2 separate regions of the Homo sapiens genome follow, and region 1 is linked to region 2. Evidence: read pairs that join two places in POLR2A ChIA-PET (ENCODE). Cell type or tissue: PC-9. All regions are shown on one strand.

Region 1 (2,500 bases), 1.0 Mb before region 2:
TACCATCTTGTCTTTTGAGGACATATTTTAAATCCATCAGAGCTGTTGCTTTGATGCGATTTGACAGGTATGTTTTGAGCACTAACCGGCCTTTCCAGATGTGCTTGTTAAATATGTAAATCCTGCTTGCTCTGCACTTTGGAGGGAGTCCACACAGACTTGCCCAATATGAGAAACAGGTTGTCTGAAAATCAGGACCTGTGGTTCAGAGTGTTTGACTTTGTAACTTCTACTCTTAAACCATTTTTGTTTTCTCTGTCTGCAGCATGGAGAGAGTTCTCCCTGAAATCCACTTCAATCTCTCTGAAGAATAATAACAATAGCACTTACTATTAGCTGTGTTAAGTGCTTCATGAATGCCAATTCATTAAATGCTCACAACCACTCTATGAATTAGATATTCGTGTCATCATCTGTATTTTGCAATGGGGATACTGAGAGATGAAATAATTTTCCCAGGGTCACCCAGCCGGTAAATGGTAGCACTAGGATTTGAGCCCAGAGACTTGGCTTTAGAGTCTGGACATCGACTTCCTTCATTGTGTTACAATACAGTGTCTGAACCTTCAGATGGGCTCCTGTGCAGCATCTACTTTCAGTCAGTCCATCTTGAAAAAAAAAGACTCTACAAAGTAAGAAGAGATTGAATTCTGGCATTTATTACCACCACCAATGGGCCTCCCACCACCTCCCCATCATCATACTGCTCTCTGGGTTCTAGAAATAGTTCCCTTTCCCGCCCCTTCAGGCCTGTGGATAATAACAACTCCCATTTGTGGTGGACAGAATGATGTGTCCCCCAAAGATGTCCCCTAAACCTGTGATTGTGTTACCTGACATGGCAAAAGGGACTTTGCAGCTGTAGTTAAAAACCTTGAGAAGACAGTATCCTGAATTAGCCAAGTGTAAGGGAGGAAAAGTTTCTTTTCCTCACCCATTTTAGGCTCACTGACTGGGACCTCTGTAACAAAAGATAGATTTACAAGAAAAAAAAAAAGCATACAAGTCTATTTAATATAATTTTTATGTGACATGGGGACCTTTACAAGGAAATGAAGACCCCCGAGAAACAGTTAAACTCCAGTGTTTTTTTGTTTTGTTTTGTTTTTTTGATACGAGTCTCAGTCACCCAGGTTGGAGTGCAGTGGCACAATCTCGGCTCACTGCCACTTCCGCCTCCTGGGTTCAAGCGATTCTCCTGCCTCAGCCTTCTGAGTAGCTGGGATTACAGGGACACACCACCACACCCGGCTAATTTGTATATATTTTAGTACAGAAGGGGTTTTTCCATGTTGGCCAGCGTGATCTCAATCTCCTGACCTCCTGATCCACTTGCCTCGGCCTCCCAAAGTGCTGGGATGAACCATCACACCTGGCCAAACCCGAGTGTTTTTACAGTAGGCTTGAAGAAGAATGGAGAGTCGTGGAAAAATATGATTGAGGGAAAACAAAAGGAGTATAAGCTCAGGGTGAGAAACTGGGGGAGCAGCAAGACCCATTTGCTCAGATTCCTCTGAGTGTCCCTCATCTTGGAGATAAGGATGCCGTCTTCCTCTAAGTGTAAGGAGGGCTCCTCTCACATGAGGTTCTTATGACCTGCCCCAGGGGAGAAGGGCAGGGGGAGTCAGAGAGACCTTCCTGCACCTGCTATTTCTGAAATTCTTTTGGCTTAAAATATTCACTCTGCACTGGTGCCCTATTGTAGGGTAGAGTGTCTTGAGCCCCATTACAGGTGTCCTTGATAAGGATCCCTATAGGGGAAAGAGGAAGGGAGGGGAGTGGGAGTTGGAGAGAGGTGTGAAGATGCTCTGTGGCTGGCTTCCGAGGTGGAGAAGGGGATCTTGAGCCAAAGAAAGGAGCAGCCTTTAGCAGCTGGACAGAGCAAGGAAACATGCCCCTCTGCAGGCCCCAGAAGGAGTACCGCCCTGCTGGCCCCTGGACTTTATTATTTATTTATTATTTTTTTTGAGGTGGAGTTTCACAGTTGTTGCCCAGGCTGGAGTGCAGTGGTGTGATCTCGGCTCACTGCAACCTCTGCCTCCCGGGTTCAAGCGATTCTCCTGCCTCAGCCTTCCTAGTAGCTGGGATTACGGGCACCCGTCACCATGCCCAGCTAATTTTTTGTATTTTCAGTAGAAATGGGGTTTCACTATGTTGGCCAGGCTGGTTTTAAACTCCTGACTTCAGGTGATCCACCCGCCTCAGCCTCCCAAAGTGCTGGGATTACAGTCCTGAGCCACTGCGCCTGGCGGGCACCTGGACTTTAGCCCAGTAAGACCTATCTTGGACTTCTGACCTCCAGACCTGTAAGCTGATAAATTCTTTTTTTTTTTTTAAGAAAAAAAATCTGAAACTCTGCAAAGATGATGAAAATCCACCCTGCTGTTTTTATATGACACAATAACAGAGAAACTACATCTTACTAGAGATTTTTTTAAATTATATAACTTAGCGCATACTTAAGTTCCAGGCTATGGGAGACAAGCCCTGCCTTCCAGCT
Region 2 (2,500 bases):
TCTGTGTTACTTAGGTGCAGGGCAGTGGCAGTTTAGCTCCTATCACTGTACAGGGACAGTATGGAAGGAAGACACAATGAAGTCCAAAGTGTCACTAAAATTTGAAAGAAAAATTATGTCGACAAGTAATCCAACTTGGTTTATTATCCAGGTTATATTATTTTACAGTAGGCTAATACCTAACTTGTGTGTCCCTGTAGCCACTGGCCCAAATAGACAACTAGAATTATTTGGTACTCGGTAATGCCTGTTTCCTCATAGTGGGTTAAACCAGTCCCTGTTGCTGGGCTGAAGGCTATTGACGCACTTCCAAGTGCCTTGGAAATAACTCCAGTGTTAATATATACCGTACTCCAAATGTTAAACTTTCCTCCTTCAGAACAAGACAATCTTTTGGAGTATATAATTGGTGTCTGTTACCTTCAAAATGGAACTTTTTTTTTTTTTTCAGAGAAGACACGAGAATGTCATATTAAAAGCGTAGTTCGTTAAAACACTTGGTGAAGGCTAACCTAGAGAGCATTTGTTTTTTTGTTTCCTTTTTTTTTTGAGACAGGGTCTTGCTCAGCCACCCAGGCTGGAACGCAGTGGTTCCTCACTGCAACCACTGTCTTCCGGGTTCAATCGATTCTCCTGTCTCAGCCTCCCGAGTAGGTGGGATTACAGGCACCCCCTATCATGTCCGGCTAATTTTTGTATTTTAGTAGAGATGGAGTTTCATTTCACCATATTGGCCTAGCTGGTCTTGAACTCCTGACCTCAGGTGATCTGCCCGCCTTGGCCTCCCAAAGTGCTGGGATTACAGGCGTGAGCCACTGCACCCAGCCAGCTGAACATTTTTAAGCTAGTGGTTTGCCCTTGCTCATGATGGTGTGAGGACTCACACTCCTGACATTGTCTGAATTCTGGCTGCATTGCTCTGATCATCCTGATGTTACTGGTCCACGTCTCCCCCAGGATTACAGTAGTAGCAGCTCTACTAACCACCTTTTGTCTACCCATCCTGCTTGCCCTGTTGGCTGCAGTATGTCCTGACTGATATCCCAGGATACAGGTCCTGGCCACCTCTGGGATGTACCTCTGTCCCCTTTGGCTTTCACCCAGAAGTCTTGCCAAGTGTCAGTTGTTTGTTCCCAAATCTGGTTATTCCAGTTGGGCTTATTATTGTAATTACAGTTAAGTATTATGTCAACCTTGAAACAGTGTGAAAAAGAGCGTGGTGGCTCATGCCTGTAATCCCAGCACTTTGGGAGGCTGAGGTGGGCGGATCATGAGGGTCAGGAGTTCAAGCCCAGCCTGACCAACATGGTGAAACCCCGTCTCTACTAAAAATACAAAAATTACCCGGGCATGGTGGCGCATGCCTGTAATCCCAGCTACTCGGGAGGCTGAGGCAGCAGAATTACTTGAACCCAGGAGGCGGAGGTTGCGGTGAGCCGCTTGAACCTGGGAGGCGGAGGTTGCAGTGAGCCGCTTGAACCTGGGAGGCGGAGGTTGCAGTGAGCTGAGATCCTGCCACTGCGTTCCAGCCTGGGCAAAAGAGTGAGACTCCATTCAAAAAAAAATGTGGGCCAGACATTTTTAAGATGTTTGGGAAAATCTGAAAGGACTGTCCACACACATTGCTTTGCAAGTGATTCCCTTTTAAGAACCAAACTTCAGTTATGCCCAGACTTCCCCAACAATCAAAACAGCATAATGTAGAACAACAGAACGTTCAGAGACTTAAGCTCAGAAAGAAGACCCATGGCCTCATATCAAAAAAACCGTAATTAAAAGTAGATTTGTCTGTCAGTTAATACAAAATGTTAGGGAATACCTTTTTTTTTTAAAAATTGTTTGTTATCTAACAAACTTGTTCCCATTAACTAACCAACTTCTGGTTCTTGTCATCTCTGATAAGAGTGCTTCCAACTGTGTTTAGCCTTAATCCCCGCATGCTAAACTGGACTCCCTGTCTGCTTCATGCCATGTAACATGTAAAGTGTGGATCAGTTTAAAGTAGTCCTACTGAGGTGATTGTATTACTTTTGGAGTTAAAATAATTGTGCCATTTACTGAGTGGCAGGGAGCAGAAAGATTAGTAATTTTGCACCTAATTCATGGAGTTCAGAAGCTTCTATCTTGTAATCTGGCAACTTTAATTATATATTGTTTTACTTATGAGATATTGTGGAAGGTCTGTTCCATTTTAAATCCTTAAGCCTTACCTGTTAATAAAAATGAAACCAAATGAATCTGTTTTTTCATGTGCTCAATTATCTTTCGTTTTTTTTCCGTCCTCCAGATAACTGTACTCTTTATATCCTGTGACTCCCTAAGACAAGCCTCAATTGCTTTTCCAGGCCCCCAGTCTTTGTTTTTCTGATTCCTTTTGTCCATAAACCTTTTCCATACTTGCCTCACCCTTGCAGGCATCTTTTATTCTAGGAGGTGAGAACTCCGTGGTATCTGTCTACATTTTTGTAGAAGAAGAGTGAGCGAGATTTTATTCTCATTA

The links. ChIA-PET counts read pairs that join two places held together with the same protein. Peaks named below come from ENCODE experiments on the same cell type or tissue, not always from the same donor. Only the 100,000 strongest peaks of a DNase experiment are listed, where the experiment ranks them.
Region 1: POLR2A ChIA-PET joins it to region 2 with 10 read pairs; 2 of 35 experiments call an interaction of 5 or more read pairs at or near these places.

Annotation. Positions count from the first base shown.
Region 1 is chr6:14,219,492-14,221,991 of GRCh38, forward strand. No RefSeq gene overlaps it. Among named protein-coding and RNA genes, the nearest start is that of LINC01108, 65 kb to the right of the region's middle. In PC-9, no CTCF peak of the experiment used is centred here; no DNase peak of the experiment used is centred here.
Region 2 is chr6:15,250,489-15,252,988 of GRCh38, forward strand. All of the region lies in intron 1 of JARID2 (jumonji and AT-rich interaction domain containing 2), which reads left to right. Among named protein-coding and RNA genes, the nearest start is that of JARID2-AS1, 3.0 kb to the left of the region's middle. RefSeq lists an enhancer at 1,152-1,927. In PC-9, no CTCF peak of the experiment used is centred here; a DNase peak (open chromatin) is centred at 1,123; H3K4me3 peaks cover 17 bases; H3K27ac peaks cover 2,127 bases.